Regions from separate parts of the Homo sapiens genome. Here region 2 is linked to region 1. Evidence: chromatin loops called from intact Hi-C (ENCODE). Cell type or tissue: IMR-90. All regions are shown on one strand. Links, peaks and the distances in the headings refer to the core of each region. The heading gives the core; the rest is flanking DNA.

Region 1 (15,235 bases), core at 7,569-10,068:
TCTTCTGGACTTAGCTGTAAATCAGAACTTCTGCCTTCTTTTCCCCTTTAGCATTTTCAGTCTCCTAATGGGACTGGAAGCCCATGTTGATCTCATGGTGGGATCTTGTTCCAAATATTGTCCCCACTATTTTCTTTATTTTTAACCTCCTCTTTGAGCTCTTTTCCTGCAGAAAAGAGGGTACAAAATAAAAACAAAAAAACAAAAAAACAAAAAAACCCAGGCCAGGCATGGTGGCTCATGCCTGTAATCCCAGCATTTTGGGAGGCTGAGGCGGGTGGATTACTTGAGCTCTGGAGTTCAAGACCAGCCTGGACAATGTGGCGGAAACCCATTCTTTACAAAAAATACAAAAATTAGCCAGGTGTGGTTGCACACACCTGTAGTCCCAGCTACTGGGGAGGCTGAGGCGGGAGGGTTGCTTGAGCCCAGGAGGTCGAGGCTGCGGTGAGCTGTGTTTGCACTACTTCACTCCTGCCTGGGTGGGTGACAGAGGGAGACTCTATCTCAAACAAAAAACAAAAAAACAAGATTACGTCTATGTTGTCTCAAGTTACTTTTTTTTTTTTTAAATAGGGTTTGTTTGAAAGAATAGAGTATGTTTCCTGACTGTTTATCTCTTTATTCTTGAACCTGCTGTAGTCAGGTTTCTGTCCTCATCTTGTCTCCTGAAACTGCTTTGGCAAAGGTGACCAAATTTGTAAACTACTAAGCCCAATTATTCTTTTTGGTTCTTAGTTTACTTATATGTGGAATTTGACACTACTGCTTGTTATCTTCAAAGTTTCTTGCAAATTACTTTTTTATTTCTCTTCTTTACTCTTGGATCATACGTTCTCTGTGCCACCCCCCGCCCCCCGCCCCGCTTCCCCCTCATCCATTTTTTAAGTGTTGGTGATACCAGGACTGTGCCTTTCTCTCCTTGTTGTACATCTTCTCCAGGTGACCTCACTTGTTTTTGGTGGGAAATTTGACCATCGTTCCTGTACTGATAATTCCCAAATCATCATCTTCCTTTCAGATTTTGCCCTTGCATTTCAGACTCCTTTGACCGGTAAACACCCTCGCGTATGCTCTCTAGATATGCACCTCAAAGTTAGCTTGATGTGCTAAGTTTGTGATGTTTTTCCCCAGACATAATGTTTGCCCTCAATCAAAGGCAAACATTATGCCTGGGGAAAAACATCATGTCCAGTCAGACAAGCCCAGAATTTTGAGCTCTTTCCTCTTATCTCCCACATCTAATCAATCACTCATCCATTTATTTGCTAAATATTATGTTCTCATTTTGTGCCCATTATTGTGACAAAAATTCTTTAGATTTAATATTGCTGATATCTTTTGTACCTTTTTGCTACAATCTTTGTTGTCTTTCTCATGTTGTAACTAACCTCTTAACCCATCTCCCCTTCTTAACCCATCTCCTGCGTACTTAAATCAAAGTGACTTTTCAAAATTCAGGTCAGATCTTTTTTTTTAATGGTTTAAAACCCTTTAGTTTCCTAATTGCCCATAGTAAAGTCCAGACTTCTTAGTATGGCACATAAGCCACTCTGTAGGCTGTATTTTTCCACTATTCTTCCTTTCTTCTTATGCATTTCTGAAACCCTGTTCACTACCATTGTTCAGCCAACAACAGTTTTCTGAATGTGTCATGCTGATTCTATGTTTTTGTTTATGCTCTTAGGCTGTATTGTTTTTTCACATTCAGTGTCTTTATTTCTATTTACCATTTATCTTTTGAAACTCAGCTCAAGCATTGCCTCCTCTACGAAGCCATTTATGTTATCCCTCTCTCCCAGTTAAGCACTTTCTTTTTTGTTCCCCCATGTGCTACCCCATATACTCTGCTCTAGCAGTTATAGTACTTCATTCCCCTTCTCTTGTCTACATGTCTTTTCCCTTATATTGGAAGGTCTTATTTTATCCACAACCTCTATCTTAGAGCCTGATTCATAATAGGCTTTCAATAAATGTTTAATAACTAAATGAATGTATTTTAAGTCATTGGTGTAATGAAAGCATTTCTTCCTTTACCAGATCATAAGCTGCTTATGGCAAGTACTGTATGTACCTTCTTTATTTTTCAGGATCTTGTCTTATAGTTACTTTATAAAAAAGTGTTGTGGCTGGGCACTGTGGCTCACGCCTGTAATCCCAGCACTTTTGGAGGCTGAGGTGGGTGGATCACCTGAGGTCAGGAGTTTGAGACCAGCGTGGCCAACATGGTGAAACCCTGTCTCTACTAAAAATACAAAAATTAGCTGGATGTAGTGGCGGGCGCCTGTAATCACAGTTACTTGGGAGGCTGAGGCAGGAGAATCACTTGAACCTGGGAGGTAGAGGTTGCAGTGAGCCAAGATCATGCCATTGCACTCCAGCCTGGGTGACAAGAGTGAAACTGTCTCAAAAAAAAAAAAAAAAAAAGGTGTTGTATTAATCTGAGGTGGAGGTTTGCAGTGGATTAAGTGTGGCCTCTCTACAAAGGAAGAAGTTGAGTTCTGTTAGTCCTAAGCACAATGAGATATTTGATGGTTATTATAATTAATTCATAGAGGCAAACATTGCACCTAACTTTAGTCACTTTGGTATTTGGCAAATCAAGCAGATTCTCAGTGTCGGTACTCGGGATTGGTTAAATGCTGTTAACTATTTTAAGGATTTTTACTTTTAAAAAATGTTAAGGTATGGGTGTCCTAGTTGCTATTAAGAGTTGTGTGAGCAATTATCTAAAACATTTTGTAACTAAATCATACAGGGAGCCAGTATTTGAAGAGCACAGTCATACTGAGACTAAAACTGCGCTATACTCTATTTCTTTTGTAATTTAGTATTTTTTTAAAAAAATGTTTTATGCCAAAAGTTTTAAGTTCCTTCTTCAAAAAAATGAAAGAAGTAGGTGTCGTGGATATGCGTAGAGATTGAGATTCTAAATTAGAATACATTATTAAGAAGGAAGCTATCAGGGAAGAGATCGGTTTCTTCATTAGGGTTAGTAACCCAATATAGTTTGTGGAGAGGTGGAAAAAAATCAATATCATGCATTAGTACCTGTTTTACTTACGTAAACAGGAACCTATGAATAGGAGCTTATAAACCAGTTCTATAGGACCTCAGATATTAATTGAAATATACTGCCAATTGTGTGATAAGCTGTTATACATTATGTGTGTGTGTGTATATACATATAGATGTGCTGATAATGTAAATTTGAGGTAAAAATTAGTAAAATACCTAGCAAGACACTGTTAAGGAATATGCTGTTTATTCTTGCTTTTAACCTACATTTGTAAAAAACCAGTTAGGTGCCAGCCTATGTCTTAGGGCTTGACTGAGGCAGCAGATGATTGAAAGTCAGTCTGTGTTCTCAAAGAACTTGGCCTCCAGTGGAGGGAAAATAAACTTTGAGTGTCTGAGGGGCATTACTTGGTGTGTTGACAAGAAATGAGAGCCCACATCTGAGGCTGGTGGGTTTGGCTTCTGCAAAGACGGTTTGATACCATGAAGAATGTGTGAAGGGTGAGGGGTAGTGCATTTCAGACACAAGACTATATGTGTAAACACATGTCTGTTAACCCCAGAACTCCCAACAAGTCAGGCATAAACCTTTACAATTAGTCGAATAATTGGGGCTGATGACTAACTACACCGTCCATAGAAACCTTGAAAATTCCCTAGCTCCCTTTTCCCTCCATTGGACTTGCTTCCCAGTGTATGGCCTCATATTTCTTTTTTATGACATTTATTATATTTTTGTGTTTTTTTTTTTTTTTTGAGACGGAGTCTCTCTCTGTCACCCTGGCTGGAATGAAGTGGTGTGATCTCGGCTCACTGCAAGCTCTGCCTCCCGGGCTCACGCCATTCTCCAGCCTCAGCCTCCCGAGTAGCTGGGACTACAGGTGCCTGCCACCTCGCCCGGCTAATTTTTTTGTGTTTTTAGTAGAGACGGGGTTTCACCGTGTTAGCCAGGATGGTCTTGATCTCCTGACCTCGTGATTCGCCCGCCTCAGACTCCCAAAGTGTTGGGATTACAGGCGTGAGCCACCGCGCTCGGCCATATTTTTGTGTTTTTAAATGTCTAGTCTTTGCTGGGCCATTAGCTCTAGGAGTGCAAGGTTCATATCTGTCTGTGACAACTGTATCCACAATAACTTGTGCAGTTGCTGGCACATAATGGATGTTCAGTAAATACTTAGTAGACAAATAATGCTTCTATGGGTGACATAATGGTGTTATGGAAAGCATATAGTAGTTCTGTTGAAGAAGAGAATGTGGTTTAATGCATGATTTTAAGTATGATTTTCCTTTCCCATTAGGTGGAATTTAGCCATCTAGACAGTAAAGAACACACATGCCTCTTGAGTTGCTCACCTCTGTTTTCCCCTGCCTACAGTGGTTTGGAAGACATAGATAACTATGAAATAGGACATTTTGGGTGAGGTTAGGGTCTAAAGTTAGCATGGAGTTTAAAAATCTTGTATAGTTGCCGTTGAGAAGCCAGATGGTGACTTAAGTTTAACCTGGTTATCTTTTCTTGCAGCTTTGGTTGAGTACCAAAGAGTTGGTCAGTTCAGAGAGTTGGCTTCTGCAAAAAATACCCATTTTCAGATAGTAGTATATCACTGTTGGTAATTTGTTCATACTGTGCCAAGCATGTATAAACTGAGACTTACTGAGAGAGGAGGAGATTCATGTCTTTTCCTATATGTTCACTTTGTAAGTATATTTTTATAGAGTGGAATGATGGGTGGAATCACCTATACCATTAATGTTCCTCTAGCTCTGGAAAGTAATTTTACTTTGTCTAAATTCAAATATATATGTGTTGGGAGGCTGAGATGGGAAGATCACCTGAGCTCAGGAGTTGAGGCTGCAGTGAGCTGTGATAGCACCACTGCATGCTGGCTTGGGTGACAGTGAGACCCTATCTAAATATATATATATGTATATATGTGTATATATATATACATATACATATATGTATATATATATACACACACACACGTGTATATATATATTTATTAATTATACACAGACACGTAATGTGATTGCCTCAACTATTCCCTCCTCCACCATCTCCACTCTTTTCAGGTACAGAAGTTCATTTATTTACAAACAGTTTTAAGTTCTGAAAGGCTGTTCATAAATTCTTTTTGTAAATAATCGCTAACATTTTCCTTTGGTGTCAGGCATTGCTGAGAAACTTTCATTTTGATTGGTTGCCTTGTTCATATGTACAGAAGCTTATGAGTTGAAAGTAGAGGAGTTTCTGTATGTGGGACCTGTGAACCTAGGCATTTACTGTCTCCTGGTCCTAGGACCCTGCTTTGCTTAGTGAAGTTTGCTCTTCAGAAAGATTCCTGTAACCTTCTCCCACTGGAAATGACTCAAGACCAGGAATATCTAATTTTCAGGACATACACTTTTTTGTCCCAACTTTTTTTTTTCTTTTTAAAAAGTGCTTTATGTCCAAAGGATTACTTAATTCCCCTAGGATGAGTTAATTCAGGCATTACTGTATCAATAGTATTTTATACAGTTGTGGAATTGGGAGGGGACTTCATTTATCTCCCCCTGGTGCACCTGCAACTCTGAAGGGTCCATTGTATCTGGGGGAAACAGAATGGAATGTAAAAAATGTTTAGTTGATTTATGTGAGGGTCAGGTCAAGAACAGGTTAAACTAATTACGATAATAGGGGTTAAAATAGAGCAGTGGTTCCACAGTGTTTGTGTGTATCAGAATCACCTGGAAGGCTTTATTAAAACAAGATCTCTGGGCTCTACAGAATTGCTGAGCACTATATCTAAGGTAAGGCCTTAGAAAATCTATTTTTAACAAGTTTCTAGGTGTTATTGATGCTACTGCTGATCAGCCTTGGTCAGGGTAGTTAGAAGTTTATGATTTTGCTAATTCAAGAGTCCTTTGTCTTTTGTAGGAGGAGTTAAATGTAGAGATCCAGGGTTTGGGAGTTCTCTGAATAGGGGTATATAAGTGCTCCTGAGAGAGAATGAAAATGAATGCTAAGAGAAGGAGGATAATGTGGAATGTGCTGAAATTTATTTCCTATCTCTTTCCCTGATGAAAGCATCCTTATTTGGGGTTTACTTTTTTATTTTTATTTTATTTTTTTTTTCTGAGACAGAGTCTCACTCTGTTGTCCAGGCTGGAGTGCAGTCGTGCAATGTCAGCTCACTGCAACTTCCACCTCCCGAGTTCAAGTGATTCTCCTATCTCAGCCTCCCAAGTAGCTGGGATTATAGGCACCTGCCACCACACCCAGCTGATTTTTGTATTTTTAGTAGAGATGGGGTTTCACCATCTTGGCCAGGCTGGTCTGGAACTCCTGACCTCAGGTGATCACCTGTCTCAACCACCTAAAGTGCTGGGATGACAGGTGTGAGCCACTGTGCCTGGCTGGGGTTTACTTTTTTAAATGGAAGTTTTATATGGATGTTTTCAAACATCATGTGTAGAGAAAACAGCATAATTAATCCCTGGTGTTATTTACCACTTACCTTTTAATAGTTTCAGTTTTAACTGTCACACTCCCTTTTTTGAGGGGTGTTTTGATATTTAATGGAGTGTTTCAGATTTTCTTACTTTGTGATTCTATCTTTTTTTCTGTATTTATCAGTTGTGGTTCTTCTATAAAGAAGATTTTCCATCAATTTTTTGGTTACTTTGAAATACAAGAAGAGCAGGATACATGCTTATTTCTTTTATCAATTTGTAGAATAAGTTGTCTTTGCAGTAAGGCTTATTTTTACTATTTATAGGAGTAGAAGCAGTTTGAGGCTTTTAATTTTTTAAGAGAAGCTTTAAAAAATGAAGTATAACTTACATACAATAAAATACATAAATCTTAAATGATGTACTCTTGGTGAATTTTACACCATCCAGATCAAGTTGCCAATGTCTCAGTCAACCCCTTTTCAGTTAGCCCGCTCTTGCAGAGTTAGTCTCTGTCCCAGGGATTTCCAACGTATGAATTCCAGATCGGCAGAATCAACATCACCTGGAAACTTGTTAAAAATACTTTTTCCTAAGGCCTTACCTTTGATATGTTGGTTCAGAAACTCTGGGAGTGGAGTCCAGAGATCTTGTTTTAATGAAGTCTTCCGGGTGATTCTGATACACACAAGCACTGTGGAACCACTGCTGTATTCTAACACATATTATCATAATTACTTTAATCAGTTCTTGACCTTACTCTCACATAAATGGATCAACTGAACATTTCTCCCATTCCATTCTGTTTCCTCCACATGCACTGGATTTTTTTCCTGTGCCCCTGGGTGAGAAGTCTTGCTGCTGCTTCCCCAGCAGTTTAAGGCTTTTGCTTCAGAGGACAGAAGGAGGCAGGGAAGTGAGAGGGTTTGTGTTTGTTCCAGTGCAGGCTTTCATCACCTCCTGCATGCCTGTGCCGTTAAGAGGGGGCTTTCTTATATGTTTCTCTTGAATGCTAGGTTGAGGCCCATGAGGAAGAGCTTGCTGTTGTGCTAGTCCACATTTGGCTTTTAAGCAGACATTAAAATGTTAGCTTATTACTCCTTTTTATGGTGGTCATTTCTGTCTTTTATGCTCAGCCAAAAGTGAAACTGTTAAATGTCCCGTCTCTCCTGGGAGGGGCTTGTCTCCCTTTGGAATTTGGTTGACTTGCTTGCCTTACAATAACAGCTTTCTGATGGGCTTATGAAAGGTTATGATTTTGAAGATTATCTGGCTCTTCCAGGTTTTTAGGTAGGAGTGATATTAATTGCAGCTTTTTACATCGAAAATGGAAATCTGACCTTCATATAAATGGAATCACACTATATTTATCCTCAAGTCTCTGGATTCTCTTGTTTAAAGGATCCTGTTAGTTTTATCTGTATTGTTGCATATAGCAATAATTAGGTCTTCATTACCATGTTGTATTCTATTATGTAGAAACTACCACTAACATTTTTCTTTTTTTTTTTTGAGATGGAGTTTCGCTCTTGTTGTCCAGGCTAGAGTGCAGTGGTGCAATCTCACCTCACTGCAACCTCTGCGTTTTGGATTTTTGGATTCTCCTGCCTCAGCCTCCCGAGTAGCTGGGATTACAGGCATGCACCACCATGCCTGGCTAATTTTGTATTTTGAGTAGAGACAGGGTTTCTCCACATTGGTCAGGCTGGTCTTGAACTCCCGACCTCAGGTGATCCGCCCACCTCGGCCTCCCAAAGTGCTGGGATTACAGGCGTGAGCCACCGTGCCTGGCCTCACTAACATTTTTCTATGAAACTATAATTCTAACGTATGTAGATGTTTACAAAATGTTTCATGTTTAGGTATTTACTGTTTGTCATATACTGAGCAAGCTGGGGCTTGAGTAGTGTATTCTGGTGAATCAAACCCAGTATGTGCCATTAGTGAATTTATGGCCTAGTAGTCTTCCATCCATGTTAATGTTACTCCTGTTACTGTTCTTCCTGATGCTGGATCTCCTATGGCCCTGTCCCTACTGCCCATTTAATTTAATATAGGGAACTTTGCTCAAGCAGATCCTGTATAGACTGAAATGTTAAATGTTTGCTTGTTTTGATTTGACCTGGTGTTTGTAAAATGTCTGTACTTAATTGTTATAGGTGTCTACTATTTTAAAAGGCAGTATATGGGTCAATATTGACGTAGTTTGGCATGTGTCATCTTTTCCTAGCCCTCTGCACATTAATGACATTTGCATGCCCCACAGGTATTTGAGTTTTGTGTTCCTGTACCAACTGGTAAAATTTGGAGGGAGAAATTTTTATGGTTTGGCCAGGGGAACTTCTGGTTCCTCTTGTTAGTATTTTTGTTCTTTTAAGTTTAAATTTCAGGAAGTAATATACATTGGATCTGCATAATAACCTTATTTAATGTTCTTAAACCACAAATTCCTTTTGAGCTTAACTTTTACAAGTTACTTTGAACTCCATTTATGTGAGTGAAAATGAAGTTGTAGCTGGAGCACAGAAAGGTCATATTGATACAATAAAGAGGCTTTGTGTTGAGCATGGCATGTCCTCTTTAAAACTTTGAAGAATCTGGAAGTAAGCGCACCATTTTAAACCTTTACTTTGGCTAAAGTTGTCATTTTTGCTTATTTAATTGGTATTTTATTTTATTTTATTTTAATTTATTTTATTTTATTTTTGAGATGGAGTTTCACTCTTGTCACCCAGGCTGGAGTGCAATGGCGCAATCTCCGGTCACTGCAACCTCTGCCTTCTGGGTTCAAGCAATGCTTTAGCCTCAGCCTCCCAAGTAGCTAGAATTACAGGTGCCTGCCACCACGCCCAGCTAATTTTTTTTTTTTTTTGTATTTTTAGTAGAGATGGGGTTTTACCATGTTGGCCAGGCTGGTCTCAAACTCCTGACCTCAGGTGATCCACCCGCCTTGGCCTCCCAAAGTGCTGGGATTACAGGTGTGAGCCACCACACCCAGCTATTTTTTTTTTTTTTTTTTGTATTTTTAGTAGAGATGGGGTTTTACCATGTTGGCCAGACTGGTCTCAAACTCCTGACCTCAGGTGATCCACCTGCCTGGGCCTCCCAAAGTGCTGGGATTACAGGTGTGAGCCACCACGCCTGGCCACTTATTTAATTGCTATAATCAAGCCTTTGAATCAGCTTATGCCACAGATGACAGCCAGGAAAAAATGGGAAAAGGGGATATGAAAGAAGTAGTTGAGTAACACAAGGTTAAAAAAAATTACTTTAAATTCTGATCTAGTTGTCTGAACTTGAAAGCAGATTTCCGAAGTAACTGCTTATACGTGTGTAGTCATCAGTATTGTTGTTCAGTTAATTGCTCTTGTACTTAGTAGTGAGTTTATGTCTGTTTAAACCCCTAAAATGCAGACAATTTATACCTTCTAAAAAACTATTTGAAAAACTAAAAAAAGACAGTGAGTGGGTGGTTCCTCAGATGATGAGGTAATGGATATGAAAGGAGTTTGAAAAAGTGACAGCTCTTACTGTTCTTCTGCTAAATTTCTGTAATTAATATCTAGGTCCTTTGCAGTCTTTATGGTTTTCCTCTGACATTAGCCATTCAGTCCCTTCCTTCATTCTTGTCCCTTGTTGTTAGTAGGCTTCTCAGAATACAGGCAGCATCGCTTAACGAAGGGGATCTGTTCTGAGAAATGCCTCCTTAGGCCATTGTTGTTCTGTGAACATCATAGAGTATACTTACACAGATGCAGATGGTATAGCCTACTACACACCAAGGCTATATGGTATACTATCTTGCTTATAGGCTACAAACCTGTACAGCATATTACTGTATTGAATACTGTAGGCAGTTGTAACACAATGGTAAGGAATTGTTTATCTAAAGTTATGTAAACATAGAAAAGTTACAATAAAAATACTATATAAAAGAGAAAAAAATGGTATACCAGTATGGGGCACTTGAATGGAGCTTACAGGACTGAAAGTTGCTCTGGATGAGTTAGTGAGTGAGTGGTGAGTGAATGTGAAGGCCTAAGACATCATTGCACACTAGTATAGACTTTATAAACTCTGTACAAACAGATACAATAAATATGTAAAAAATAAAGTAATTGCATTACAATGTTACAATGGCTAGCATGTCACTAGGCTATAGGAATTTTTCAGCTCCACTGTAATCTCATGGGACCATCGTTGTAAATATAGTCCATTATTGACTGTAACATCATTGCTTGGCTCACTGACTGTATTTCATTCCTTTGTCATGAAGGCAGTTTTCATTGGCCCTGGAATCAGGTAAACTTGAACCCGAATCCTCTTTGACAGTTTATGAATTTGTGACTTTGGACAAGTATATTAGCCTCTCTGAATCTTGGTTTTAGCTATTTAAGATGGGAAGAAATCTACTACCTTATAATGTTATGAAGATTAAACAAAAAGTATGAAGTGGTAAGCATGGTACCTATCATGTAAGTGCTTAATAATATTTGCTGCTGCTTTTCCCTTATCCAATTGTGGATTTCTTTTAAAAGCGAGAAGCTTGATTTACAGTTTTAAAAAAAGGCATTTATAAGTATTTTTGAATTTTTTTTTGTTTTTTTTTTTTTGAGATGGAGTCTGGCTCTTTTGTCCAGGCTGTAGTGCAGTGGTATGATCTCGGCTCACTGCAACCTCTGCCTCCCGAGTTCAAGTGATTCTTGTGCCTCAGCCTCCCGAGTAGCTCAGATTACAGGTGTGTGCCACCATGCCTGGCTAATTTTTGTATTTGTGGCAGAGACAGGGTCTCACCATATTGGCCAGGCTGGTCTCGAACTCCTGACCTCAGGTGATCTACATGCTTCAGCTGCCCAGAGTGCTGGGATTATAGGCGTGAGTCACCACGCCCGGCCTGAAAAAAATTTTTAAATATTAAATACCAATACTGTAAATTTGCTATACTTTAAAAAATTATTCTTGCAGAAACTAAAAAAAAACTGACATTTTCAAGCACTGGTCCAGATATTAGTCTTAGTTCACCACTAAATTAAAGCTCACAGATGGTATTAAAGTGTCTCAGAGATTATATCATTAGATGATGTAGGCAACATATATTTTTTCAAATTGTTAATGAATGGATTTTTTAGACACCTAACAGATTACAGTTTAGGTAAAGTGCATCAAAGACAGCATGGCTACCAAAATGAAGCAGACTCACAATGTCTATTTTATTTTATTTCAAAATTATAAGCAAATATAAGGGAAAATTTCATGAACTTTTAAAGACAGATGGTAGCTCATCAACGAATGAAGTGATAATATTCATAACGTAAACTTCATAGTGGAGCTGTCAGACTAGTTTATCTTAAGACCAAAGTTCAAGATGATTGATGTGATTTGTGTTGCAATTATTTGTACATTTAGAAATCGTTATTCTTCATAGAGAATAGCACATTCAGGTTCTAACATTATTCTTTTCCCCCACAAACTGGTGGAACCACAAACACCAGTAACAGTGTGTCTCTCTTGTGGGCTCATCTTGTGCCTCTAAGTTATTAATACTGAAGATGCTCTTGGGAGATAACATGTATTACCCTCATCTTAGGCAGGAAAATAGAGGCATAGAGAAAGGAAAGAATATAATTTTCTTTCCGTGGTCTACTTGTGACAGGCGGGGAAATGTTAAAGCCTTTCTGACTCACAGGCTCTTTAATCTTTAACATGTATTATTTATTGATTTGCAAAATGACCCTAATATGTAATATCAATACCAGTTTTCTTATGTTTATACCGAAAGTGGTTGTGGGTATGGTAGTATGTTTTGTGGAAAAGACCATTATCAAAAATGAGGAAGACAGTTGTCTGGCATGGATATTGCCACTGTCCCTTGCTCTGCTCCTGGCAAACATTGCTGCTTGATCATGTCACTACTTCAGAAGCTAGATTTGACCTCAGCATCCTTTTTGTTTTTTAAAAATTTTAATGTTAAATTTTTAGTAGAGATGAGGTCTCACTATGTTGCTCAGTATGGCCTTCAACTCCTGAGCTCAAGCGATCCTTTCGCCTCAGCTTCCCAAACTGTTGAGATTACAGGTGTGAGCCACTGTGCCCGGCCTCGGAATCCTTTTCAACATATTGCCCAAGGGAGCTATTACCAGTCAATCACAGGTCCACAAAACAAAGTTCTTTTTTAGTCTTTCCTTACTGTTGAATTAATTTACATTAAGAGATTATGAATTTACTTAAAAGTTGAGGATCTATTAAATTTGTAGTCCTGTAGCTGGCCTCAAAGTACAGTATATAAGACTTAGTTTATGTTCTCAGCAGGTTTACTTTCCTGTGGGTCAAATAGACATGCACACAATTAGAAGACAAACTCAGCTATATTATTGCTGTGAAGAGAATAGAGAATGATGTAAGATTAATTTTAACTGGAAATGTTGGTGGATGTGGTGATTTTGGACTTTGAGGATAGAATCTTCCAAGGGGTCTTTAGCAAAGGCAAAGAAGTTAGAAAATATAGGATGGATTTTGGGCAATGACAAATAACGTATCTTGGCTTAAGTATATAACAAGGATAAGGTAGAATCAAATAGAGTAGCTTGCTCCCTGTACAATGAGTTTTGGGTTTTATTTTGTTGTTCCTAGTCTCACAGATGGTTTTTAATCAGTAGAATGACGTGATCCAGATCTTTGCTTTAAGAAGATAACTGCTGACAGTTTGAATAGAAGTAAGGTTGGAATCTTGACAAATGTAGGAATCCTTGGTAGTAGTACAGGAAGAAATGATGAGCATAAGAACTAGAATTGTGGAATGGAAGTGGTGAATTTAGAATAAATTTTTAATGGTAAAATTAATGTGATTCCTACAGGATTAAGTTATCCCCAGAGGCTCCAGCATTTCTTTGGAAGGTTATCCAGTTATTTCCTTTGTATATTCCAAGTTTAAAAAATTTTTTAAAGGTGATTTTTTTTCTCTACTTGTATTTCTGGAGAATTATTTCTTTATCCTTGGTATTTCATTAACTTAAATAGGATACGTATTTGCATCTGTGATTTGATATATTTTTTCTTTCCCTCCATAGATTTTTTTTCACCTTTATTTTAGGGATATTTTCTATTATGTCCTCCTGCCTTTTCTCTTCCATTTAATTAGTTATTCTACTTCAGGGATACTAATTATCTTTCTGTTCAGCCTTTGTCCTACATTTTCTTTCTAATTCAATATCTTTGTCTTTTTTTTCTCCTCGATACTTTTTTTTTTTTGAAACAGGGTCTCACTCTTTCAGCCAGGCTGGAGCGCAGTGGCTTGATCACGGCTCACTGCAGCCTCAACCTCGTGGGCTCAGTTGATCTTCCCGCTTTAGCCTTCTGAGTAGCTGGGACAACAGGTGTGTGCCACCATGCCTGGCTAATTCTTGTATTTTTTTTGTAGAGATGAGGTTTTGCCATGTTGTCCAGGCTGGTCTCACACTCCTGGTCTCAAGTGATCAACCCACCTTAGCCTCCTCGATATACTCTTGTTACCTTAAGATTTTTCTCCTTGCCATTTGTTTAAGTCTTTGCTTCTTTTCCTTGCTTTTTTTTTTTTTTCTTTCAAATTCATTGTTCTTCTTAATTGGTTTCCTTAACGCTGAAGCCTTTCTTTTCAATTTACCTGTTTTGTCTTTTCATCTTTGGGCTTTTGTTTCATTAGATGCATGTTCTTATTAGGTTGTTCTGTGTTACAAGAAACTGTTTATATGATTGTATGGGCATTTCTTTTTGTCTTGCTCAGGCTTAATTTGGATACCTAGGTCAAGACTTCGCTTTTGCCCTTCTGTGGCCCTATGCTTTCCCATCTCCTTAGATTGCGTTAAATGTCCTATACCAGTCTCATTTCATACTGCTGAGGGTACAGTACATGTCTATGGGCTTCAGATCCTTCCCTCAACTCAGTATAGGGACTTAGAAGTTGGCAGATCCTGGTGATGCCTCTGCCTAGGTTTTGAAGCCTCTGTGCTCGGGATATTTTTCCTCAACTTTTGTAGGGCATGGCAAATCAAATTTTTTCTATCCAAACTAGAGGTATTTCTTAAAATTTTCAAGTTTTTTAGTTCACATTTCTTTCTCACTACTGCTTCCAGGCAGTAATCAGGCTGCCAGTCATACTGTACCATACAGAATTTTTTTCTGTCCGCTACTTTTTAAACTTTATAAGTTCTTAGTTTAAATAGTTTTTTGTATTACAGTGTGTAACTGATAGGTTTTCTGCTGAAAAAAACCACATACACACAAATATATATATATATCTCTTAGTTGTTGGTAACAGGACGTTCTTTAGTCTTTTTTCACTCTATACTTGAACATTTGTACGATTTTCTAAATATTTACTTTTGACATAATAACATGTATTATAGGAACTCTACTTCTTAGGCCAGGGTTGACTTGGAATCAGTTGTTTTAAAAATAAAAAAAAATTCTCATGACTTTAGTAATTAAGGTTTTTCGAATGTCTTCTAGCTTTTATAAAACCATGTATTTTTTTAAAAAAATAATATGTTCTTTAATTACCTTTTATTTCACTGGCTTTAAGGGAACAGGTGATTTTTGGCTGCATGAATGAATTGTGTAGTGGTGAAGTCTGAGATTTTAGTGCACGTGCCACCCGAATAGTATACATTGTACCCTACTACATTGTGTAGTTTTTAAAAAATCTCTCATCCCTCTCCCATCATCCCCCTTTCTGAGTCTCCAGTGTCCATTATTCCTCTCTGTATGCCTTTGCATACCCATAACTTAGCTCTTAATTACAAGTAAG
Region 2 (15,235 bases), core at 4,650-7,149, 66 kb before region 1:
ATTTAAGCCACTGAATTTCAGAGTAATTTGTTATGCAGAAATAAATAACACCAATTGTGTTGAATCCCATTTCTCTCTCATGGTATATATGTAGTCAGAAAACCATAGACTAAAATCCACAGGCATATATGATAGTCCTTGACATTACCCATGTCTTAGTTTAATAATCCTGGCTAGTTAAGTACTGCTAATCCATATCTCCAGAAAAATTTAGAAAGCCCTGATTTGCAGTGTTTACCTAGTTGTGTGGTGCAAATATTCCCACTGGTTGACATCATGCTACCAACACAGAGTTGGGAAGAAATGCACACAATTGGTTCTTGCAAGCTCATATGAGCCCCAACGCACCACTGAATTGAGCTCAGAAGAAATAGATTGGGTCAAGTAATCATACTGACCTCTGCCTGTTTGGCCAGAAGGATCTTCAGAGGTAGTGTAATGTTTTGACAATAGCTTTAGGACCAAATGACCAGGAACATAATTTTGCCTATGCTGTTTTCTGGCTGAGTGACCTCAATAGGTACTGCTTATTGGCAATAAGTGTCAGATTCTTCATCTGTAAAATGAGGATGGCAATTTCTGCTCATCAGAGATTTGAGAGAATTAAGTGAAAATAACAATAGCAAAAACAACAGTTATAAGTACTTACTATATATCAGGCCAGAGTTGCTTATAAGATATCATTACTTAATTTAATAATACAGGCAAAGCAGTAGGGACTAAATGAATGCTAACTATCAGCATTGTTATTACATTTCTGAGCAGGGAGCTGTTCATTAGAATGAACACTGAATCAGAAATTGTTGGAACTGACCTGTCTCCTATTTTCCAACCTCAATTCTTCGTCTTCCTAAGTTGGGCAAAAGGCTCCAGTGAAGAGCTGTGAGGCTTATGTATGGGGACTCACCAGGGGCCAGCCCAGGCTGCCCACAAGACCATGAGCCACCCTGTGACTGAATGAAGTGGAGAGAAGGGAAAGTAGTTAAGAAATCAAGAAAAGTGTCTTTCAGCACCATGGCCAGAAGTTGTGCCACAGAATTGGAACAGGGAAACCCAGAGAGCCAGTGCTGTCCTAGTCCTAGTGCTGAATGATCCCATTGGTGTCCTTAGAAGGGCTCTGACTTCAGCCCACCAGCAGCATGTGGACTTATAAGCTTTCTAGCAGAGTTGGAGATCCCCAGGAAAAAGAAATCTCTTAAAATGAAATGAAACTTCAATCAACCAAGGCTTTCTAGCCTGATGTGAGTTGTCTTTACACACATATACCTTTTTAACAAAGAAGAAGAAAAGAATGGACATTGATAGAACTTGCATTCTGTGTTCATCACCAGGATAGTTGCTTTATAAATATCATTTTGTTTTTAGTCACAACCCAATGCAGCATTTTCCTTACTGACAAAGAACCTGAGGCATGGAGAATTTAAGCAACTCCCTGAAGGCCACCCAGCTAATCAGCAGTGGGAAAAGAATTTAATTCTAGATCTTTCATTCTAAAGCCCAGCTCCTTACACACGTTGGATGCTACTATTTCCAAAATGTCAACAACACTTTGGACTATCAACCTGTCTAAAGAGTATTTGAAGCAGGTAATACAAATTGTTTTCTAATTTATTATGGTCAGTTCTCTTCTTTGAATCCAGGTGATGCTGATGTCTTCATACCTCCTCTTCACCCTTCAGAAGAGGTCCTCTTGCTTCTAGAAAGAGAATACAAATAGCTACATTCCTACTCAGTGGGAGAAAGTGAGACTGTTCCAGAAGATGAGGACTTAGGCTGGTAATGTCCTGAGGAAATGACTATGCCAACCTAGAGATCCCCTTGTGTGTGGTAAGGTCCCCAATGAACAGAATGGGGCCCTCACCTAACCACATCTCAGGCCTGGCTTCAAGATGGGTTTCAAACCAGAAAGTAATCATATCGGATGATTACTACATACTACATACATTGCCATCCTCATTTTATAGATGAAGAATCTGACTCTTATTGCCAATAAGCAGTGCATGTTGAGGTCACTCAGCCAGGAAATAGCAGAGGCAAATTTAGGCTCCTGGTCATTTGGTCCTAAAGCTACTGTCAGTAATCTCAGTATGCCTGAGATGTGGTCAGGTCAGCATACTTTAGAATGAACTTTTATGCTAAGATAATAACATGGTGGTTAAGTATTGACTCAGATTGCCTACATTTGCATTAAGTTTTCACTGTGCTAAACTTAAGTTTTCAGCTGTGTTATTTGGGGGCACTAACTCCATAAGCCTCAGGTTTTTTTTTTCTGTTTTTGTTTTTGTTTTGAGATGGCGTCTCGCTCTGTTGCCCAGGCTGGAGTGCAGTGGTGCAATCTCAGCTCACTGCAACTTCTGCCTCCCAGGTTCAAGCAATTCCCTGCCTCAGCCTCCCGAGTAGCTGGGATTACAGGCGCCTGCCACCATGCCTGGCTAATTTTTGTATTTTTAGTAGAGAGGGGGTTTCACTATGTTGGCCAGGCTGGTCTTGAACTCCTGACCTCATGATACACCTGCCTCGGCCTCCTAAAGTGCTGGGATTACAGGGGTGAGCCACTGTGCCCGGTGGGTTTTGTAGCTTTAAAATGGGAACTATAAGGTTGTTTACATGCAATTATGTATGTCATGTGCTTTCCCTAAGGAAATTATTCAACAAACTTTAGGTAGTTTTATTATTATTATTATTTCTGTGCAGTGATGCAGGCCTCTGAAGGAAAAGGTGCACATTTTCAACAATAAAAGAGAGACATTCCTTTAGTGTATCTCCACATTCCCTGAAGGGGAGCTGGAATGACATGACGGACTTGGCCTCAGGGCCCCAAGCCTTCCCTGTTGCAGTCTTCATGACACTCCTCAGAAGCAGCAACTCCAGCCATGTCTGGAACCATTCCTTACCAGACAGGAGGATATCATGGCCTCAACTCATGATCTGTACCAAGCCAAACCTCTTTTGGGGTACCCACCAAGCCTCAGGCCTCACCTTCTCTGCCCTGTTGTCCCTGCCCATCTGTCCTGGTTTTCTACTAGTTTCCACTACTGGACACTTGTCTGAGGCTGGGTCCCCACCTGGATCTTGTGGCCTCTTGCCCAGGGCTTGGAGGGAAGCTGCTCCCACACTTGAAGATGACAGCTGAGCATGGTCCTTTGTGGGCGTGCTGTCAGGAAGATGACAGTGCAATCTGTTTAATGTGCCAGTTGTCTCTGTGAGTCCCTCATCCGGATGAGCACTTGTCACACCCCTGCAGAGCCCCAGCTGGTTCTTAGAGAGGTGCTCCAGCTCTGTGATTACCTAATCTGGCTTCCCAATCTATCCCACAATGTGTCATTGCTGAGGTCCCTGTGGGTCTTGCAGATAAACTTGCTACAGTCATCCTACACAAAAAAGAAGCTCGTTATCATGAAACCGGCCTGCTTTTTAGCTCCTGGGCCCTAACTCACCCCAGATTGCTGCCAGCTCTTTTGTTTTCCCACTTAGACCAAAGGGATTGAGAAGCTTTCCCATTCCTTGGAGCTGCCACCCTCCATTCTAAGGCAGTCTCCCCCTTCACCCTGCTTGCTGCACCCCAGATGCTGCAAGGCCCATGTGCTGTTTTTGACTTCAGTACTTCAGATTGCTGTGGGAACACAGGAGGCAGCAGCCAGATGAGAAATTGAGTCTGACTCTGGAGTATTATAAAGTCCTTATAGTTACTGGCATTAGGTATAGGGTCTGTATTATTAAAGAGAAATTATTCACCAAACACTTGTTAAAAATGGCAAGACAGTTTATTTAAGAGCATTGCAATAGGTAAGTGCTATGGTCTCAATGTTTGTGTCTCCCTCAAATTCATAAGTTGAAACTTCACTTCCAAGATGAAGGAATTAGGAGGTGGGCACTTTAAGGGATGATTATGTCATAGGCCAGAGCCCTCATGAACGAGATCAGTGCCCTTCTAAAAGAGGCATTGGGAGAGACCCCTCACCTTTTCCATCATATGAGGACACAGCCAGGAAGCATCATCCACGAACCAGAAAATTGGCCCTTACCAGACACTGAATCTGCTGATGTCCTGACCATGGACTTCTGAGCCTTCTGAACTGTGAGAGATAAATTTCTGTTGTTTATAAGCCTTCTGGTTGATGATATTTTGTTATAGCAGCCCAAACAGAAGGGGACAGGGAGAGAGATGGAACTCAACTTCAAATACAAACAGGGACAAGTGGGGCTTTAGAGCCAGTGGGCCCAGTGAGGCAGAGGACAGAGAATTACTATGGGGAACTTGGGATAGGGGAGAGAGACCTGATTAGATATCAAGGGCAGGGGGGATTCCCAATAAACTGCCTCAGCAGAATTTTTGCTAAAACTGGGCTCAGCAGGCCATGGAGGAGGCCTAGTTGAGAAGAGGGCTCAGAGTGTGGTCAATGAGAGAGGCTTTGTCAGTTTCAGTCAGGGTTCTTCAGAGAAACAGAAACAATAAGAAAGAGAAAGATTGAGATTTATTTTAAGGGATTGAGTCATGCAATTGTGGATGCTGGCAAGTCTGAAATCTAGGGCAGGCCCTTTGGATAGAAATTCAGACAAGAGTTGAAATTGTAATCTTGGGCCCAAAGTCTGCAGGGCAGACCAGTGGGCTGGAAATCTAGACAGGATTTCTATGTCAGTTTTGAGGCAGAATGCCTTCTTCCCCTGACACCTCAGCTTTTGCTCCTAAGGCCTTCATCTGATTGGATGAGGCCCACCCACATCATGGAGGGTAATCTGCTTTACTTAAAGTCTGCCAATTGTAAATGTTAATCACATCTACAAAATGCCTTCCTAACAACATCCAGACTAGTTGACCAAACAACTGGCCCCAATCGCCTAGCCAAGTTGACAAGAAAAATTAGCCTTCACAGGGTCTGAAGAGAGTATGTGGACACCTAGACAGGTATGTTCAGTCCATCTTTGCTTCCAAGGGATGCTCACAAGTCTCCCCAGTTGATCCTATTTTTTAGGGAAGACAATGCAGAGGATCCTCCCCCACCCCCATCACCCCTTTCCATAACCTAGAGATAAAAATGAAGTAAGAAAGATTTGTTCCTGGGCCGGGTGTGGTGGCTCATACCTGTAATCCTAGAACTTTGGGAGGCCAAGGTGGGTGGATCACCAGCTCAGAAGTTCGAGACCAGCCTGGCCAACATGGCAAACCCCCATCTCTACTAATAATACAAAAATTAGCCAGGTGTGGTGGCGGGCAACTCTAATCCCAGCTACTCAGGAGGCTGAGGCAGGAGAATCGCTTGAACCTGGGAGGCGGGGGTTGCAGTGAGCCAAGATTGTGTCTCTGCACTCCAGCCTGGGCAACAAGAGCAACAAAAAACAAAAAACAAAAAAATTAAAACAAACAAACAAAAAAAGAGATTTGTTCCTGTACCTCAAGTGGACAACTGATGTCCAGAGACCCACTGGACTGAGAACATCCACCTTCCTCAGTTTCTGACTGCCGAGCAATGATGACTGGGGACATTTCATGCAGGTACATCACCGAGGAGTGAAGAAAGTAGTCACCTGAACCAAATAGTAAGGTCTCTGTCCCAGAGAGCCTGGGGGTTTGGCAAAAATGCTGTGAACACCCATATGGGCATTGCATTGTTAATCTGTACATGTGAACAAGAAAGGATTAGCCCCCAGACCTCATACTCAAGGATGATTGTAGTGGAAAGTCCCACTTCCCATTGTGCTTCTGCTTCCTGATGCTCAAGAATAAGCTTTAGGCTTGACCAAGTGGGGGTGGGAGGAAACACAAACAGAAACTGCCACTACCCTCCCCACAAGTAGAAAAATTTAAGCGTGTCTTGTTCTCTAATGAAGTTTTGTAACAGTAGCCTACATGGTGAAAACAAAGTCGAAGCCGCCTCCAGCGTGCTTAAAACCAGGTTTAAGCTGCTGGCTGCTACTGTTGCTTCACCAAGCACCTTAGTTCCAGGGAATGGGCTTCATCTCTGTTTCACAGAGAAGTCCCCTTTGCCAAAGAATGTGGGTGGCCTACAGAGAAGCAGGGCAGTGAATATACTTTCCCTGCCTTCTGTGATGCATTTTCTTCGTGCAGCTCTAAAGCAAGATTGTTTGTTGTTATAATGACGGCCTTTCCGTCTTTACTTACAACATCCTGTTCTCCCAGGACATTAAAGGCTGGGCTGAGAGACAAAGCTGAGGGACGCCTAGTCTGGCTGCCTCCCTGGTGCCAACCAAGTTCCTGACTGGATCAGGCTCAACCTACAGGAATTCCTCCCCCGTCATTCACTCACTAATGTGTTTTAAAAACATATTTTGAGTGCCTACTGCTGGTGCTAGGGAAACAGCTGTGACTAACCATCTCTGACATTCTGGGGTGCCCATCCTCACAAAGGAGGCCTCTGCTCCCAGCACACCAGTGGCAGATGTGTCCACATAGATCCGACTCCAGTTCAAACTCAAAATGACCTCTTTTACTCCTGCTATGTTATATATATTTAAATAGTTTTAAACATTTGTTAAATAGCATTTCATGGGGATATAGTTTCTCTTTCTCTCTTTCTTTTCTTTTCTTTTTTTTTTTTTTTCAGTCTCCCTCTGTCGCCCAGGCTGAAATGCAGTGGCTCAATCTCCTCCACCTCCTGTGTTCAAACGATTCTCCTGCCTCAGCCTGCCGAGTAGCTGGGACTACAGGCATGCACCACCATGCCTGGCTAATTTTTTTGTATTTTTAGTAGAGATGAGTTTTCACCACATTGGCCAGTCTGGTCTTGAACTCCTGACCTCAAGTGATCTGCCCGCCTTTGCCTCCCAAAGTGCTGAAATTACAGGTGTGAGCCATGGTGCCTGGCCAGATGGTGAACATAGTTTCAAAAATTAGATATAGTTTCTGCAATTAGAAAAATGCAGAAAGTGGGCCAAACGCAGTGGCTCATGCCTGTAATCCCAGCACTTTGGGAGGCCAAGGTGATCAAATCACTTTAGGCCAGGAGTTCAAGACCAGCCTCGCTAAAATGGCAAAACCCCATCTCTACTAAAAATACAAAAACTAGCTGGACTTAGTGGTGCATGCCTATAATTCCAGCTACTTGGGTGGCTGAGGCAGGAGAATTGCTTGAACCCAGGTGACAGAGATTGCAATTAGCCAAGATCGTGTCACTGCACTCCAGCCTGGGTGACAGAACAAGACTCTGTCTAAAAAGGAAAGAAAGAAAGAAAGAAAGAAAGAAAGAAAGAAAGAAAGAAAGAAAGAAAGAAAGAAAGAAAGAAAGAAAGGAAGGAAGGAAGGAAGGAAGGAAGGAAGGAAGGAAGGAAGGCAAGCAGGCAGGCAGGCAGGCAAGGGAAGGGAAGGGAAGGGAAGGGAAGGGAAGGGAGGGAAGGAAAGGAAGGGAGGGAAGGAAGGAAAGAGAGAAAGGGAAAAAAGAAAATAACCAAAACGAATAAAAAAAGAAAGAAAAATGCAGAAAAGTATGAAAAAGAAAAAGTATCACTTCTACATTCATATCCAGAGATAACAACGGCTAAAATACCGGTATATTTTCTTCCAGCCTGTTTTCCACCAATATATGTAAAATACGAAACATGTAACACATCCTTGGCTATTATCTCCCTTTCCTTCAGAAGGACTTGGGAGAACAAAGACTCTTGGCTAAAAACTAAATGAAGGTCTTTTTGGAAAGGCCATTTCACAGCCCCTCTCAGGGTAACCAAGGGAGCCTCCTTTGAAGCATAATGTGGCTTTTTTATTTTTCAGGCTGGCCCCAAAAGGCAGGAAGCAAGCCAAACAGGACACAGGCGCAGCATAACAATGTGGTGTACTGACTCCCAGGAAAAAGGGAGGCGTGCTCCTAATTATGAGGATGTTAAGGAAAGGGCTCCTTCCTCATTGTGGGTTTGGGCATGGTCCCTGACAGTTGGTACTAGTGTTTGTCCTTGGGAGATGTGGGTGGCGATGCTTGATGTAACAGGTGCATAATTTAAGGAGGCAGAAGAGCCCAAGGGTCACACTGGGAGGGAAGTTGACAAGAAAAGCTGACCCAGTGGTAGTGTCAACCTGGACCCCTGGTATCTGAGCACCGAAGTCCCTCCCATCCCAGGATGCACAGGGAACGTCTTCAATGGGGGGCTTCCTGACCATCTGCTGAAGCCTGGGGACTGCTCAGGATGAAAGAATCAGACTAAGGGAAGACACTGGAGTCATAGAAAGGGATGGGAGTGGGGCAGGAGATCCTGTTGTTCAGACGGGGGGCTTCTGTTGCCCAAAACGGAATGGAGGTTTAAAGAACGATGCATCACCACAGCAAGGCTGGACCTGGGATGTGTCCTCAGTTACACCCTCTGTGAGGGGCCCATCAACCCATTGCCGTCCCTTTGTCTTGTTTGTTTGTTTGTTTTTCTTGAGACGGAGTCTCGCTCTGTTGCCAGGCTGGAGTGCAATGGCGCAATCTCTGCTCACTGCAACCTCTGCCTCCTGGGTTCAAGCGATTCTTGTGCCTCAGCCTCCCAAGTAGCTGGGATTACAGGCGTGTGCCACCACACCCAGCTAATTTTTATATTTTTAGTAGAGACAGGGTTTCACGATGTTGGCCAGGCTGGTCTCGAACTCTTTACCTCACCATCTGCCCTCCTTGGCCTCCCAAAGTGCTGGGATTACAGGCGTGAGCCACCACACCTGCCCCCATCCCTTTGGATTTTGGGGAGAAGTGCTAATCACTACCTTCAATGAAGCAAATCTTCTTCCTCAACTGCCCAAATCAAAGCCCCCAAATTATGTCAGGACAGCCCAGATTGTAGTAGGAAGACAGAGGTCATTGGAAGGGAGCTTTTTCTCCTGGGGGGAGAAAAAAAAGAAGATAATTCTGTATCTGATACCACAGAGACTTTGTTTTTGTGTTTATTGTCTAATGGAAGAAAAGAAAGAATGTTAGGACATTAGAAAAGAAAGACACAGAGCTATACAAGAAGGACAATGTGGTCAAAACGCACTCCTTAGCTCTACAAAGAACATTGTCAGTGTGGACCTAATAAGGTAGCCTGTTTATTGATTTGACCAAAAATAGAAATAGAGCTACATTGGGAGAATGAAGAGAGGGGAGGGTGATGTAAGAGGGCTAAATCATGATCTATAGGAGGTAAAGCAGCAATGTCCGAATTTAGTAAACTACAACTATGAGTGTACGCTTGGGGAGAGATAGGGTATGGTCAGAGGTGGCACAAAGCAGTGCTTTATCATTATCTTCATCATGTATCCTCTTAGAACTCTTAGCCATGTTTGTGTATAACTTTTACTAAAAATTTATACATCTATAAAGAAAAACTGCCCCAACCATCTGTAAAATGAAAATGTGCCTTCTGGGATGGCTGCTGTAGGAAGCAGATACCCTGGGGCTTGCAAGGGGGTTGGAGGAGAGGGGCCTCATGCACTGCCCTACCATCCCTGTGCTGCCTTGGAGGACCAGCAGCAGCCAGGGCCCAGGTGACCTGGTAGAGACCAGCCATCCAGCAGGTCATGCTCTTCCAGCCATCCAGCAGGGAAGAGCTCCTGATGCTGAGGACCCCCAGAGAGGATCCCTCCTGAACCATGGGTCAGAACCTTCTCTCTACTTCCACACATGAGAGGCAGCTGGCCCTGACTGGGGAAGACCAGGTCAACTCTCCAGTTTCACACAGCTCTGTGTATGGCTTTTTCCATTTAAAATTATCTTGTGGGCATTTTTATGCAATATGTATCTTTTGGAATTTGGTGCAAATGCTATCTGGTCTCATTGTGTGGCTATACCATGTTAACGGCATATCTAAAACACAACACTGTGCTGGCTAAGAGTACAGGTGCATCAATCCTATTTTCTCAACTAGAACCCTGACTCTGTCACTTTCCAGCTGTGTGACATGCGGGGACACACAGCTTCAGCTTCTATCTCTGTAAAATAAGGTAATAAGAGTACCTAATTCACAGGGCACTTGTGAGATTTAAATAAATAAATACATGCAAAGTGCTCAGAGCAAGACCCACTGCTTAATAAACACATAACACATTGTAGCTATTACTATTTTTTAGCAATCCTAGCCAGATTAGGTGGCTGGTGCCTGAAATCCCAGCTACTGAGGTAGGAGGTAGGAGGATCCCTTGAGTTCAACCGTTTGAGGCTGCAGTGAGCTATGACTGTGCCACTGCACTCCAGCTTGGGTGACAGAGTAAGACCCTGTCTCTAATAAAAATAATAATAAGAAGAAGACTCCATCCTCATTTTATTTTATTTATGTACTTATTTATTTTGAGACAGAGTCTCGCTCTGTGCCCAGGCTGCAGTGCAGTGCGTGATCTTGGTTCACTTCAACTTCTGCCTCCCGGGTTCAAGCAATTCTCCTGCCTCAGCCTCTCGAGTAGCTAGCTGGGACTACAGGCACACACAACTACGCCTGGCTAATTTTGGTATTTTTAGTAGAGACAGGGTTTCACCATGTTGGCCAGGCTTGTCTTCAACTCCTGACCTGAGGTGACCCACCTGCCTCTGCCTCCCAAAGTCCTGGGCTTACAGGCGTGAGCCACCGCACCTGGCCGCCATCCTCATTTTAAATATAGGATTTCTTTTTCCTAAAGCACACTTTAATAAACCTCCTTATACAACTTAATCACACACAAAAATTCATATTCGTTAAAGAAAAAAATAGACCATGCACATGAGCAAAAAAAGAAAACAAAAGCTACTTGGAATATTACCCTTTTCCCCCAAAGATAACCGTAATATATTTGGTGCTATATATTTCAAATCTCTTTCCTTTGCGTGTGTGTGTATACACATATGTATACATATACATACACACACATATTTACACATATACACACAATATATTTGTACACTATATACACACATAACTCCTTAGAAAAATTCGTTTTGTGATACTGTTTTATAGTTTTCTTTTTACCAGTTAAGAATAGATCATTGGAGTTATGTGTGTATATAGTGTATATTTTGTGTATATGCGTATATATGTGTGTGTATATATATATGTATACATGTATGTATACACACACACAAAGGAAAGATATATATATGTATATATGTATACATATGTATATATACACATATATACATATATACACATACATATACGTACACACACACACACACACACACACACACAGGAAAGAGATTTGAAATATATACACCAAATATATTGTGGTTATCTTTGGGGGAAAAGGGTAATATTCCAATTAGCCGGGCGTGGTGGCAGGCACCCGTAGTCCCAGCTACTTGGGAGGTTGAGGCAGGAGAATGGCGTGAACCTGGGAAGCGGAGCTTGCAGTGAGCCTAGATCGTGCCACTGCACTCCAGCCTGGGTGACAGAGCGTGACTTCATCTCAAAAAAAAAAAAAAAAGAGTAGATCATTTATAGTTTTCTTTTTCCATTTAAGAAAAAAGTCAACAATAATTTTTAATGGCTGCCTAGTATTCCTTTTCATGTTTGTATTACTCTTTGTTAGTACCCATTGTCCATCACAAACAGCATTTTATTATTCCAAGTTTTGTGTGTGTGCTGAGATAAAAAGCTCACACAGTCTACTCAGGTCCAAAGAGTATAGCTTTTAATTTTCTCTGCAATGATCATAAGATAGTCTCCATTGTGTGTAATAATGAGGAAAACTTAGATGTGCCATTTAAAAGTTTAGCAATCTCTTCTGGTTTATGTCTCTGATTATTCTGTCAATATTCAGTCTCCTACTTCTGAAATCAGCGTCTGGGCTGATGGGGAGTACAGCGTGTCTTCAGCAGCCTCCCCAGCTGTGTGCCCTGTCACATCTGGCCATGGAGTGGAGCAGGCACCTTGGCCTCATGGGAACCTCCCTGTGCAAACTCCTGCAAGCCCTCCATGCCTAGACCATTTTGTCATCAGCCTCCTGGCCAGTCTGTCTAGGCTGGTGCTTTCAGATTTCAGCATGCATGCAAATCACCTGGAAAGTTTGTGAAAACAGACTCCTAGGCACCACATCCAGAGATTCTGATCAGTAGGTCTGGGGTGGGATGGAGAGTCTGCACTTCTAACAAGCTCCCAGGTGAGGCAGGTCCCAAAGCCACACTTTGGAAATGAGTACCCTCATCTACATCTTCACCACAGCCTTGCTGTGCAGTCACTTTGCTCTCACCAAGGTAGTACCTTGGCTGGTCTCTGGCTCTCAACCGAGCTGCCTCCCCACACATTACCAAGAGCTTAAGAGATATCCTAGATTCCTGGTTTTCCATAAGGGAAATTGGAGTGGGGAAGGGGGAGTGGTTCCTACAGCCCTCCCTCTGAGGACATCCCATGCTGCCTCCTCTCCCCCAGGTTGATATGAGGGCTCCTTTTCAGAGGCGCCTTTCCAAAGCACCAACTGGGAAGAGAAACACAAGCTCCCCCCACCCACCCCCCTTACTTCAGGCTTTTGTTCCAAGGTAATTTTTATCTGCCATCTTCCTCCATTTTAACATTAAACCTGAATGTGTAGAGAGATAGACGCAGGGTCACTGTTATCTGACATCCTATGCATCTCTTTCTTACTCCTCACTTTCCTCCCAGAACCAGAGAGCCTTTCTTTTGTTTCCCTCTTGTCTGGAAGTCACTCCTTCATTGTTAATGCCTTGTTTTGTTGTGTGTGTGTGTGTGGCGGCGGGGGGGGGGGCGGGGGGTAGACATTTGGTCACCTTCCCTGGGGCCATAATGGCAGAGTGGCTTCTGGGGAATATAATTTATAGAATATTAAAAATATATAGTTTAATGTTTTCAAAATGTCTCTGGTACACATAGTAATTGTGTTTTATTTTTCGTCATTACATTTGCCAGAATTTGTCTATTTGTTTATGCTGTTTTATTTGATTTTACTTATTAATTTTACTTTTTTCCTATTTTCAGACTCAATAATTATGTTACCTTTATTACATAGGGTAATTATATGTAATACCTTATTATATTTATTATATTTTTTCTTCTACCCTTCTAGGTTTTCTCTGGAATCCTGTACCAAAAAGAAGATTAACAAACAGAAGTTTATTAACATATATATCTAATAAATAGATAAGAGATACCAAAGACATGGCTTTAAGCTAAAACAAAAGAAGAAAGGTGTGAGGGAGGCAAGCTATGGGAAGGTAGCCAGAAAACCAGGTGACCAGGAGAGGTTATGCAGACTGAAGTTGGAGCCTTCTCAATGGATTAGAGTATTAGAGTTGTGATTTTTTTTTCCTTGACACAGACAGTCTTGCTCTGTCGCCCGGGCTGGAGTGCAGTGGTGCGATCTTGGCTCACTGCAATCTCCACCTCCCGGGTTCAAGTGATTCTCCTGCCTCAGCCTCCTGAGTAACTGGGACTACAGGTGCACATCACCATACCCATCTAATTTTTGTATTTTTGTGATTTTTTTAAAGTATATTTTTTAGTAGAGTTTTGTTTTGTTTTGTTTTCAGTTTTTCAACTTCTATTTTAGATTCAGGGCATAGATGCAGTTTTGTTAGATGGGTATGTTGCATGATGCTGAGGTTTGGGGTACAATTGATCCCATCACCCAGGTACTAAGTATAGTGCCTAATATTATTTCAACCCTTGTGCTCCCCCTCCTCTAGTAGTCCTCAGTGTCTGTTGCTGCCATCTTTATGTCCGTGAGTACCCAATGTTTAGGTCCCACTTATAAGTGAAAACATGCAGTATTTGGTTTTCTGTTCCTGCATTAATTTGCTTAAGGTAATAGCCTCCAGCTGCATTCACGTTGCTGCAAAGGACATGATTTCGTTCTTTTTTATGGCTGCATATCTTGTGATTCACAGCCATCCTTCTCTTCCTGGTACAGAGAAGAAGACACTCTTACTAATGGAGATTTCCTCTATAAATTTAAATTTCCTTTACCAAAGCGTAACTTATACTCTGTTTCAGAGCTTCTCCTGTGGCCACTGTTGCTGAAAATAATCAGCTCAAGATAATCCTTATGCCAAAGAAGCATATTTGGTGCAGTATATTCTGGTTTCCTACAGTCATATTTTGGGGTAGCATATTCTGGTCTCCTACAGTTATGTTCTTCATTTTTAGATTTTTTTTCCTTGTTTTTCCTAACATCCTGAATGGAAGGTTTCTTTTGTTTTCATCATTTTGAACTTTAAAGATATATTTCACACTCACATAGAAGTATGTAATTGTACACACATGGGATCATGCCATAGGTGCCGTTTTTACTGTAGAGGCCTTCTCTGCCACTACCACCTCCACCATCCCTTCACAGGAGCACCACACCTCGCATCTTTCTTCTTATATAATAAAACATCTGAAGCTAGAAGCTTATACTTTTTTTTTCCTTTTTTTTTTTGAGATGGAGTTTTTGCTCTGTTGCCCAGGCTGGCATGCAATGGCATGATCTTAGCTCACTGCAAACTCCGCCTCCCGGATTCAAGCAATTCTCTGCCTCAGCCTCCAGAGTAGCTGGGATTACAGGCGCCCACCACCACGCCCAGCTAATTTTTGTATTTTTAGTAGAGACAGAGTTTAACCATGTTGGCCAGGCTGGTCTCAAACTCCTGACCTCAGGTGATCCAACTGCCTCAGCCTCCCAAAGTGCTAGGATTACAGGCATGAGCCACTGCACCCAGCCTAGAAGCTTATCTTTTTATATGATTTGACTATATCCATTACTTCAACATGTAGTATTATCACTGTCTTTTAATTTCTAAAGACATGAAAATCCTGCTGTAGTTTGTGCCATAAATAATGTGAATTTGAAGACAATGCATATTTAGATCTATTGAGATTGGTGCTTTATTTCTTCCCTCTTCTGAACTCTCTCTTCCTTTTCAAATGGGGCAAGCTAAAATTCTTATCTCCCACAGAGGAAGGAGGATGTTAAGAGGAGGAGAGATTGGGCAATGAAATGAAGAGAACATGACTACCAACTTCCCAGGATTCTCCTGACCCATTCTCCCCAATCAACTGGATACCTACGAGCCTCGAGATTCCTGATGATATGGTTAGGCTTTGTGTCCCCACCCAAATCTCATCTTGAATTATAATCCCCATAATCCCCATGTGTCAAGGGAGAGACCAGGTGGAGGTAATTGAATCATGGGGCCAGTTTCTCCCATGCTGTACTCGTGATAGTGAGTTCTCACAACATCTGATGGTTTTATAACGGGCTCTTCCCTCTTCTCTTGGCACTTCTCCTTCCTGCCACCTTGTGAAGAAGGTGCCTTGCTTCCCCTTTGCCTTCCACCATGATTGTAAGTTTCCTGAGTCCTCCCCAGAAATG

The links. Peaks named below come from ENCODE experiments on the same cell type or tissue, not always from the same donor. Only the 100,000 strongest peaks of a DNase experiment are listed, where the experiment ranks them.
Region 2: a loop joins it to region 1, with 2.0 times the contacts of the local background. A loop is called at or near these places in 1 of 110 quality-filtered maps.

What each region holds. Positions count from the first base shown.
Region 1 is chr10:84,353,694-84,368,928 of GRCh38, forward strand. The region is part of intron 1 of CCSER2 (coiled-coil serine rich protein 2); the gene reads left to right. Among named protein-coding and RNA genes, the nearest start is that of CCSER2, 33 kb to the left of the region's middle. In IMR-90, for the core only: no CTCF peak of the experiment used is centred there; no DNase peak of the experiment used is centred there; H3K4me3 peaks cover 237 bases; H3K27ac peaks cover 104 bases.
Region 2 is chr10:84,290,552-84,305,786 of GRCh38, forward strand. It overlaps LINC00858 (long intergenic non-protein coding RNA 858), which reads left to right. Exons shown (of 6, transcript NR_038220.1): 5 at 856-1,586; 6 at 2,695-4,108. Among named protein-coding and RNA genes, the nearest start is that of LINC00858, 18 kb to the left of the region's middle. RefSeq lists enhancers at 4,343-4,582, 7,324-7,824. In IMR-90, for the core only: no CTCF peak of the experiment used is centred there; a DNase peak (open chromatin) is centred at 6,060; H3K27ac peaks cover 1,606 bases.